Linked DNA regions of Homo sapiens: region 1 is linked to region 2. Evidence: read pairs that join two places in POLR2A ChIA-PET (ENCODE). Cell type or tissue: CD4-positive, alpha-beta T cell. All regions are shown on one strand. Each heading gives the region's core, and the rest is flanking DNA. Links, peaks and the distances in the headings are about the cores only.

The links. ChIA-PET counts read pairs that join two places held together with the same protein. Peaks named below come from ENCODE experiments on the same cell type or tissue, not always from the same donor. Only the 100,000 strongest peaks of a DNase experiment are listed, where the experiment ranks them.
Region 1: POLR2A ChIA-PET joins it to region 2 with 11 read pairs; 11 of 35 experiments call an interaction of 5 or more read pairs at or near these places.

What each region holds. Positions count from the first base shown.
Region 1 is chr2:25,313,424-25,321,775 of GRCh38, reverse strand. It overlaps DNMT3A (DNA methyltransferase 3 alpha), which reads left to right. Exons shown (of 23, transcript NM_022552.5): 2 at 7,615-7,863. The coding sequence starts at 7,792. Among named protein-coding and RNA genes, the nearest start is that of MIR1301, 11 kb to the left of the region's middle. RefSeq lists enhancers at 7,225-7,988, 7,989-8,352. In CD4-positive, alpha-beta T cell, for the core only: a CTCF peak has its summit at 8,350; a DNase peak (open chromatin) is centred at 7,195; H3K4me3 peaks cover 1,503 bases; H3K27ac peaks cover 2,396 bases.
Region 2 is chr2:25,251,171-25,253,670 of GRCh38, reverse strand. All of the region lies in intron 6 of DNMT3A (DNA methyltransferase 3 alpha), which reads left to right. Among named protein-coding and RNA genes, the nearest start is that of LINC01381, 48 kb to the right of the region's middle. RefSeq lists an enhancer at 1-266 and silencers at 1,073-1,222, 1,393-1,612, 2,343-2,412. In CD4-positive, alpha-beta T cell, for the core only: no CTCF peak of the experiment used is centred there; DNase peaks (open chromatin) are centred at 1,260, 1,650 and 2,370; H3K4me3 peaks cover 1,877 bases; H3K27ac peaks cover 376 bases.

The DNA of each region.
Region 1 (8,352 bases), core at 5,853-8,352, 62 kb before region 2:
TAGCTGGGACTACAGGCATGTGCCACCACACTCGGCTAATTTTGTAAATTTTTGTAGAGACAGGATCTCCCTGTGTCATCAGACTGGTCCCAAGTGATCCTCCTGTCTTGGCCTCTCAGAGTGCTGGGATTACAGGCATGAGCCATTGTGTCCAGCCTCAAAAATGTTTTGTGCATTTGGTAGCCAGAATAATGGCCCCCCTAAGATGGCCAGGTCCTAATCCCCTGGACCTGTGAATATGTCACCTTACATGGCAAAAGGGACTTTGCAGATGTGATTAAATTAATGACCTAGAGATGAGGGGATTATCCTGGATTATCTGGGTGGGCCCAGTGTAATCAGAAGGGTCATTAGAAGTGAAAGATGGAAGCAGAAGAGTAGTCAGAGCAGGAGATGTTGATGAGGCAGAGAGTACTGTGATGGGAAAAAGACTGGCCATCGCTGGCTTTGGAGTTGGAAGGGGACCACGTGGCAAGGAATGAGGGCAGCCTCTAGATGTTGAAAATGTCAAGGAAATGGATTCTCCTTAGAGTTTCCAGAAAAGAATGCAGCCCTGCCAACATCTTGAGTTTAGCCTAGTAAGGAGAATCTTTTTTTTTTTTTACTACTGACTTGCAGAATTGCAAGATAATTTTTTTTTTTGAGACGGAGTTTCGCTTTTGTTGCCCAGGGTGGAGTACAATGGTGCCATCTCCGCTCACCGCAACCTCCGCCTCCCAGGTTCAAGTGATTCTCCTGCCTCAGCCTTCCCGAGTAGCTGGGATTACAGGAATGCACCATCATGCCTGGCTAATTTTTGTATTTTTAGTAGAGACGGAGTTTCTCCATGTTGGTCAGGCTGGTCTTGAACTTCCGACCTCAGGTGATCCACCCTCCTCGGCCTCCCAAAGTGCTGGGATTACAGGTGTGAGCCACCGCGCCCGGCCGATAATGTGTTGTTTTAAGGCATTAATTTTGTGGTACATACAAAAGTAATTTGTGTGTACATACATGCATATATACATATATATGTACACACACATATATTTGTTAAACCTACACACAGTGTTTATTTTATTATTTCGATAAAACTATTATTCACAGCTGAGCCTTGTGGTGCACTGTAATAGTTTCTTTTCGTTTTTTTTTCCCTGAAGTTAATAATTACCTTGTTTCTCATCTGCCTTATTTTTTTGTACCTGTTGCTAATTCCTACCACAACTTCTAATATAATTTTATTTTTCTTTAACAATACTGTTACCTTAGGACTTCTTTTTCTTTTTTTCTTTTTAACTGACACATAATAATTGTGCATCTCTATGGGGTACAATGTGATGTTTCAATACATGCATACATTGTGTAATGATCAAAACAGGATAGTTGGTATATCCATCACCTCCAGCATTTATCACTTCTTTGTGGTGGGCCTACCACACTTTCCAATAGCCATCAGTATTGCTTTCCACACGGGCAGTCACAGCAGGTAAAAGATGTTTCAGTTCCATTTTTTAAGTTATCTATCCTCTTTCACTCTGGGCTAGTTGCTTTCTAGGCACATTGTAGCTGATGCTCTGTGACTTCCTTTTGTGGTCATCTTTGGAATTCCCATTACTTTCCGGTTGGAATCTCTGTTTTCTGGCTTTCGTGTCCTCCTCATGCTTGGCTCACTCCCCTCATTAGAGCACATCTTCCAGGACACACATCTGTCCATATCAAAATCCATTCATGGCTGGGCACAGTGGCTCACGCCTCTAATCCCAGGACTTTGGGAGGCCGAGGCGGGTGGATCACCTGAGGTTAGGAGTTTGAGACCAGCCTGGCCAACATGGCAAAATCCCATCTCTACTAAAAATGCAAAAATTAGCCGGGCATGGCGGCGGGTGCCTGTAATCCCAGCTACTCGTGAGGCTGAGGCAAGAGAATTGCTTGAACCCACAAGGCAGAGGTTGTGGTGAGCCGAGAATGCGCCACTGCACTCCAGCCTGGGCTAGAGAGCAAGGGTCCATCTCAAAAAAAAAAAAAAGAAAGAAAGAAAAAATCTATTCAGTTCCTGGGTTTAGATAGCAGAGTATGGCCACGAGCGATACCTGTGTAGTTTTGTCAGGTAAAAAGACAGTTCGACAGCAGAGGGCATGGTGATGACGGCACTCGTGCCCCAGTCTCAGTGGGAAGGCTGGCCCTCTCTGGCTCATGCCAGGTGACTGGCATGCGGCCTCTTTTCCCCTTCATCCTGGAGCCTCCCTTCCCATCTCTCCTGTACTGGATCTTATGCGTATTAGAGGACATCTTCCTGTCCTTCCTGGGAAAGGAGCGTGAGGCCTCATATGTCTGAAGATGTCTTTACTAGGGCCCAGCACGGTGGCTTACGCCTGTAATCCCAGCACTTTGGGATGCTGAGGTGGGAGGATCACTTGAGCCCAGGAGTTCAAGATCAGCCTGGGCAACATAGTGAGACCCCATCTCTATTTAAGAAAAAAAAAAGACCCCGGGCGTGGTGGCTCATGCCTGTAATCCCAGCACTTTGGGAGGCTAAGGCGGGCGGATCACCAGGTCAGGAGCTCGAGACCATCCTGGCTAACATGGTGAAACCCCGTCTCTACTAGAAATACAAAAAATTAGCCGGGTGTGGTGGTGGGCACCTGTAGTACCAGCTACTTGGGAGGCTGAGGCAGGAGAATGGCATGAACCCGGGAGGTGGAGGTTGCAGTGAGCCGAGATCCCACCACTGTACTCCAGCCTGGGCGACAGAGCAAGACTCCGTCTCAAAAAAAAAAAAAAAGAAAGAAAGAAAAGAAAAGGGCCAGGCGTGGTGGCTCACACCTGTAATCCTAACACTTTGGGAGGCCGAGGCAGGCAGATCACGAGGTCAGGAGATTGAGACCATCCTGGCTAACACGGTGAAACCCTGTCTCTACTAAAAATAGAAAAAAAATTAGTCAGGCATGGTGGTGGGCGCCTGTAGTCCCGGCTACTTGGGAGGCTGAGGCTGGAGAATGGCATGAACCCCTGAGGCAGAGCTTGCAGTGAGCCGAGATTGCACCACTGCACTCTAGCCTGGGCGACAGAGCGAGACTCCATCTCAAAAAAAAAAAAAAAAAGAAAAGAAAAAAGAAAATGTCTTTATTTTACTCTCACACTTAAATGATAATTTGGCTGAAAATAATTCTAATTGGAAGATTGTTTAAGATTTGGTTTATTCTTTAAGAATTTTGGCTGGGCACGGTGGCTCACACCTGTAATTCCAGCACTTTGGGAGGCCAAGGTGGGTGGATCACTTGAGGTCAGGAGTTCAAGACCAGCCTGGCCAACATGGCGAAAGCTGTCTCTACTAAAAATACAAGAATTAGCCGGGAGTGGTGACGGGCGCCTGTGGTCCCAGCTACTCGGGAGGCTGAGAAATGAGAATCACTTGAACCCAGGAGGCGGAGGTTGCAGTGAGTGGAGATCATGCCACTTCACTCCAGCCTGGGCAACAGAGAAAGACTCCGTCTCAGAAAACAAAAACAAACAAAAAAACCCAACTGATCGGAAGCTCTGAGAATGATAGTGGACTTGTTGGTTTTCAAGTCTACATAGGCTGACCTGAATAAGTCATTTTGACCCCATTTTGGTACTGATGTTGGTATTGGCATCCTTAAACCTTTCCTCTTAGACTCATTCGATTCTCCAGAGAAGGAAATGGTTGTCTGGCTGCCAGTATTCTTAGAGCCCAATCGGGGAATAGCCTGAGAGACTGGACATCAGCATTTAAAATAACCTTCCCGGCCGGCGCGGTGGCTCATGCCTGTAATCCCAGCACTTTGGGAGGCTGACGTGGGCAGATCACCTGAGATTGGGAGTTCGAGACCAGCCTGACCAACATGGAGAAACCCCATCTCTACTAAAAGTACAAAATTAGCCAGGCTTGGTGGTACATGCCTGTAATCCCAGCTACTCGGGAGGCTGAGGCAGGAGAATCGCTTGAACCCGCGAGGCGGAGGTTGCGGTGAGCCGAGATCGCGGCATTGCACTCCAGCCTGGGCAACAGGAGTGAAACTCCATCTCAGAAAATAAATAAATAAATAACCTTCCTCTCCTTGGTTTGATATATCATCTTTGTCTTCAGCTGTGCCAAGTGACTCTGTGCAAAGACCCCCTATTTTATGCCCTCCAGTGACTACAGATAAACCTTCAAACTTGTAGAAGAGGGTCTAGGAATTCACTACTCTCACTCAGCCTCTCGTTTCTCACACAAGCATCCTCTTCAGCCCTAGTGCCAGAGTACCTGGTGCTGTCATATAAGCATCTGTTGAAGACTGTGTTATATATCAGCGTTCACACGCCTGTCTGAAATTTGGCTGTCACAAGTCTGCTTTCCAGATTCCACAATTTTGTTGGTGGTATTCCTTCTCTTGTTCAGCCTAATCTTGTGATTTTATGTCTTAAAAAATCTTTTGGCCAGGTGTGGTGGCTCATGCTTGGAATCCCAACACTTTGGGAGGCTGAGGTGGGAGGATCCTTTGAAGCCATGTGTTCAAGACCAGCCTGGGCAACATAGGGAGACCCTGTTTCTACAAAAAAAAAAAAAAAAAGCCAGGTGTGGTGGTACATGGCTGTAGTCCCACCTACTCAGGAGGATGAGGTGGGAGGATCACTTGCACTTGAGCCCAGGAGTTTGAGGCTGCATTGAGCTATGATACTACCACTGCATCCAGCCTGGGTGACAGAGCAAGAACCTGCTCTAAACAAACAAACAAAAAATGTTTCTATTGCATTGAGTTTAGAAGGTAGTGAGCCTTGGTATGCATATTCAAAGCTTTCAGTTCTTTTTCCACAACAGTTTTATAGTTGACGCAGTGGAGATGGTGATCATATCAGCTGTGATACGAAGATGTTTTCATGGTGGGATTCCTTGAAATTTTTTAAGTGGCTGTTAACAAACATTATTCATGGTCACTGTGGACTCTAAAAGGAGGAAATAAAAGCTGCTTTTCATGGTGGTAGGGTTCTTGGCAAGGGTTTTTTGGTGGCAGTGGTGGTGGCTGTGCAGCCCTTGGCCCAGGTGGGAAGAACGCTTTGGTATCGGAAGCAGCCAGGGCTGTGCGGTGGAAGGACCGATGTGGTGGACACCCGCTGCTGTGTTGGGACTGTGGGCCCAGGAGAGCCCACTCCCCATGGCTGGGCTGCCTGAAGGAAGAATGAAGCGTCTACGGGTAGGTGGGCAATGCTATGTCAAGGTCTGGGACCTTGGCCACCAACTGGGGCCCCCTAGGGTTGTGTAGTACATGGCCCGCCCAGACACATACTGGAGGATTTTAGGTGATGGACACGATTTTGAGGGACTGCTACTGACAGGGCTGGTCCATTGAGCAACACGAAAGGGTTGACCCAGGTCAGCTGCATTTTCTGTGAGGACAGTTTCTGCAGCTCAGATGTCAGAGTCTTGGGTGGAGGAAGGGGAGGAGGAAGAGAATCTTCCTTTCCTTTCCTGTCTGGGGTGTCTGCCCTTGGGGCCAATGCCCTGTGAAGTTCTGCTTTTCCCTCCAGCTTCCTTCCTCTCCAGAGCTTCTCTGAACCTCGCCACACCCGTGGCGGCACAGATGCCCTCTGGGTGTCCCTAAGCCTAGGGCAGCATCAAGACAACCCTCCCGCCCCGCTTCCTTTGTGCCTGGGTCTCCCCCGACTCCATTTGGGGTGCCCTGTCCTTGTCAGCCCCTTGTGTGTCCACTGTGCCTGTGGGGCCGCAACAGCTTCCTTGGCCGGTCAGAGCTATTAATAGAAGGGGTCCTGCTCTCCCATTTCATTGGTGGGGAAACTGAGGGCCGGGGAAGCCTCCGTCAGGAGTAGATCCCACCCCTGCGGACTTTGGGCTCAACGTTCTTTCCAATCAGACTCTGCCCCTCTTAGCTTCTGACCCTTTCGAAGGTTTTTGTTTTAGTGTGGCTGGAGATGTCTGTGGTAACAAATGGGGAGTGAGGCTTGACAGGGAATCACTGGCTGCTAAGGGCTGGCAGCCGAGTGCTTCTGGGTTGGACCAGTTCTCTTTTGGGATCTTCAGAGTTGCTTCTGTGGTGTGTGTTGGGGGACGTGAACCCAACCCCTCAGAACTTTAGTGTCAGAGAGATCTGGGTTCATGCCTCTGATGGGTCCTGGCCTTGTTGATCTTACCGTCACCTGTAAACTGGGCACGGCACAGCAGCTGCCCAGATGCAGAGCACGAGCCAGGCCCTGAGTGGCATGTGGCCGATGGAGCTGCTCTCCGCTGCCGTCCACCCTCTCGGGACCCGGGCAGCAAACCTTCCTTAAGCCCAGCACTGCGCTGTGCCTAGGGGTATGGGGAATGGACGCAGTGCACCTGGGCTGCCTCAGGGCTCAGCTGTGGGGCAGGTCCGCTTCAAGCCTTTCTGGGTTGACCTGATGGAGCTCTTCCTGTCCTGGCCCTAAGAAGCTCCTCCTGCCAGCTCCTTCCTCCCACTACCCCCTGGGGCACAGCCAGGGCTGGGGCACCCACTCCCAGGCAAGAATGCACCCCTGGAGAAAGGGGCTAGGCCTGTAGGAGAGCCAAGCCTGTGCTTTCTCCCGGTCCTGGTTTTCCAGGGAGCCCTGACTGGAGGGGGATGGGAGGAGAAGCCCAGGAGGGAGGGGGAGCTGGGGAAGCAGAACCAGGAACTGGAAGGGGAAGGGTGTGGGTGGGCCCAGATCCAGCCTGCCTCCCGCTCTCCCTTGCCTGCCAATCCCCTCCTGGGCCCTGGCACACTCAAGGCAGGGGCTTGGCGGCCGCCTCCTCCGGGGGTGGGGAGCAGGGGAGCTCTTGTGTGTCTCTGAGTGAGGGGGCTGAGACAGCAACACCCCCACCCCAGCTGTGGCCTGAGCTGCAGGCTTTGTTATTTCTCTGGCTTGAGGCCTACACCTGGAGCAGAGGGAAGAAAAGCCCCTAAACTCAGCCGTGTGGGTTCAGAGGACCCCTCAAGCCCACCAACTCTGCAGGCAAATGAGGCTGGTTCATGGGGTGGGGGAGAGAGCAGCCTCACTCCTGCCTCAGTGTGGCCGTGGCCTGTGGCCTTGGCCGTGGCCGTGGCCTCTCCCTCCTAGGCCAGAGCCAACCAGGCCTGCAGCCTGAGCTCAGACCTCAGCTTTCTCTGGGCCCAGGCACCGGTCCTGAAGTGAGGTGACATTCATTTCACTACATCCTGTGACTGCACTCACTTCCTCCACGTGGCGGGAGGTGTGGGGGTGGGGGTGAGGACAGATTAGAAGGAAAACGTAGCTGGGCTAGGGGCCTCTGGGGGAGGCTGGGATTTCCCAGGGGCTGGTTGGGGTGGGAGGGAGGATGCGGGAAGCTTTCAAAGGAGAGAGAGGCTGTGAATGAAGAGAAGGGAGGAGGCGGAGGCAGCTGGAGGTCCCAGAAGTGGCACCCATTGGCCGCAGCGACACGGAGGGGAGACTGCTGCCACTCCAAGGCTCTCAGAGGCTGCTGGGGTAGGAGGTGGCCCTGAAGGGAGCCTGCCTCGGTTTCTCTGCTCTCTGGGGTGCTGGTGAGGCCAGAAGGAGGAGCAACACCCCAGGCCTCACAGGCCAGGTGTGGCCCTGGGCTGAGGGCCTGACCCAGGGAGGGTGGGGTGCTCCGCCCCACTGATCCTCTTCTCTCCCCCACAGGTGGAGCCATCGAAGCCCCCACCCACAGGCTGACAGAGGCACCGTTCACCAGAGGGCTCAACACCGGGATCTATGTTTAAGTTTTAACTCTCGCCTCCAAAGACCACGATAATTCCTTCCCCAAAGCCCAGCAGCCCCCCAGCCCCGCGCAGCCCCAGCCTGCCTCCCGGCGCCCAGATGCCCGCCATGCCCTCCAGCGGCCCCGGGGACACCAGCAGCTCTGCTGCGGAGCGGGAGGAGGACCGAAAGGTGAGCAGCGGGCTCTGCTGGGGACCCTCTGGCCTGGGAGAGGGAGAGCCCTGTCCCTATGTGATGACAGCCGGCTCCTCATACTGAGTGCATGACCGCATCACTCAGTGCTCACGACAGGGTGTGGGACCATCACATCCCTGTTTGGGTGATGAGGAAACGGAGGCTTGCAGAGGTTCAATTCTGGTGATGGAGCAGGCATTTGGTTCCAGGACCCAGGCTTTTAACCACCATGGCATTCGCACAGTGGCTCAAAGCCCAGGTCTGTGCCATTGTGAGGGTTCGGCCTCACAGAGAGTCCCAGAACCTGGATTCCTTCTCGGACCCGCCTCTTACTAGCCGTGGGCCTTCACGTGAATCACTTTCTCTCTCAGCTGCCTCTGTTTCCTTAAGGTGTTCAGTAGCTTCTAGGGGACCAAAGACAAGTTCTGGGGTGGGGCACGGCAGACACGAGGCCGCGGGGGCCCACCCTCCCACACAGACGGAGGC
Region 2 (2,500 bases), core at 1-2,500:
TCCAAAATACTCATTCATCTTGTCAGAAAACCTGCGGTTATTCTTCCCTGCTACAGAATATACCCAAGGACGCACCTGAAGGCTTGCCATTACCTTGCCCTGTCGTGTACTGGGAGGGTGGAGGTGGGCGAGGGTCTCCTCCCTCCCCAGCCCGGCAGCTCTTGCTCATCCTACCCATCTCACCTCATTCCAAGTCCGATCCAGCCTCCAGGCCCAGTCGGCTCACCTGGAACTGACCTCTGACCTCTTTTGTCATCCATGCCGCCCATTTTTTTCTACTTGGTATTTGTGGCATAGTTACCTTTACATATGTTTGTTTTACAGTGATCCTTTCATATTTCTCCAAGTCTAGTGGAATCTTCAACCCCTCGAGGGCAGAGCCAACAGGGTCTATTTCTTTATCTGATCCTACAGCCAACGTAATGGAGGGCTGTGGGTGGGGACTGCGTCTGCCTTGGGGGTAGGTGCCTTTGTTCAGGAGGAGGAAGCTTGAAATGGCGGAGGCTGCACCTGGAGGCCGCACCTGGAGGCCCCAGGAGAGGAGTCAGGTCTTCTCGATCTGCAGATGTTTGAGCCTGGGAATGAAGGAATTGCTGAACTTTCTGAAGGAGCGCCCTCGCCGCGACCAACCTTGCAAACAGGAAAATGAGAAATCCAGGGAAGGCCCAGAGTGACGCAGGGGCCCTGGGACTCGAAGCCTGACCTCCTCACGCCGCGCTTTTTGAGGCCCCCCCGCTTCTCTATTCACCTGTAGTGTGGAGGCGGGAGACCCCCCAAACAATCCCCGATCTGGAGCGCTCCCAATGCCTGCGCGCGCCTGCTGTCACTCTCCGTCTGTGTGCTGAGTTTTCCTACAGCTTCCTGGGCCTCCTATCTGTAAGCTTTTTCTTTTTTTTTTTTTGGTTGTGCTTCAGAGAAACTCACTTTTCACAACTTTCTCCCGGCTCTCCCAGGCCGTCCGAAAGCTCCGGCTTGCTTTCGCCCGGACCCCCGGCTCCCTCCGGGCAGGCGGCTCGGGAGCAGCCCCTTCCCTCCCCTCCCGGCCCCCCGGCCCCGCGCTAATCTCTTCCAGAGCTGGGGGAGGGGCCAGGCGGTCTTCCCGAAGGCGGGGCGCTCCCTGCAGCCCGGCCTGGGCGGGCCCTGGGAACGGGCGGGGAACGGCCTCGCCCCCCGGCCCCGCGCCCCTCGGACCGGAGAAGAGGGGCTGGCCCAGCGCCAGCGTCGGAGCGCCGGCCCCCTCCCCGGGCCGCTCGCAGCCAACCAGGCCCTCCAGCGGGGCCCACGTGACCTGGAGTCCTAGACAAAGAAAATGTTCCCTCCCTCCCCCCCGCCGCCCCCCTCCCCTCCCAGTGGCCCCCTCCGCCCCCAGCCCCATCGCCCCCTTCCCCTCCCCCAAGACGGGCAGCTACTTCCAGAGCTTCAGGGCCGCGGCTCACACCTGAGCGCGACTGCAGAGGGGCTGCACCTGGCCTTATGGGTAGGTTCCTGGACGGAGCCCCGGGGAGACCGGGGGCGGGGAGGCGGCAGGGCCGGTGGGAGGATCTCCGCAGCCCTCCGGGTTTGAAAAGAGTGAAGTATGCCTCCCCGGCCCGCAGCAGCCGCGGCGTCCCGGCCTGGCCCGAGTTCTGGAGATGCTGACTTAGTGCTGGCCCGCCGCCTTCCTGCCCACGAGCCCCAAGGCCCCACTCCTCGAGGGCTCCAGTGGCACCTGGCGCCCTCGGGGGACAGGAAGAGCAGCCGGCCGGGAGCCCGGGCAGTGGTAACTGCAGGCTGGGGCACGCGGAGCTGGTGGCCCAGGAGTTGGGTTGGAGGCAGCTTCAGCTGAGCTGGCAGATGGGTGCCTGGCACTTCCCTGGTGACCTGCGTTTCTGGCTGGGGGACCACGCGGTCCTCAGGGCCCTGCCAGCTTGCGGCCTCTTAAGAGGGACAGCTTCCTCTCCTGCGAGTTCCTGGAAGCCTCCAGGCAGGCCGCCAGAAAGAAGTGGTGGGGGGCGGGAGAGCACGGTGCGACCCTGACAGGGGGCCGGCCTGTGACACCAGGGTAGCCCAAGGCCGCATGGGCTTGGGGGCGGTGGCGCTCAGACCTCTGACCTTTGGAATGGGAAGCGCTGCAGTCGCAGGGGGAGGTGGAGGCGGGACAACTGCCTGAGGAGATGGGACTGGACCGGAGGCAGTAGTCACCGGAGTTCCCGGTGGCTTTCCCAGTCTGGACGGACTCCAGGCCCAGGGGCTTCCGTGAGCCAGCAGGGAGTGGGGAATAGTGTGGTGTCTCTTGAATGCCGCCTGGTTTCTCCGCCCCCCTGGGGGTGAGCAGCCCGCAGCCCAAATGCGAGAGCCTCGAGTTCACCCCTGTTTCTCTTATTGTTTGCCTGGGGAGGAAGGCAGGAGTGCAGAGGGAAAGGGGTGCTTTCCCTACGCCCCAGACAGGCCTAGTCTAGTGAGGCCCCTCCCCCACCCAGCTCCGGCTGCCCCTTCCCCTTTCGTCAGGCCCCCTGCTGCT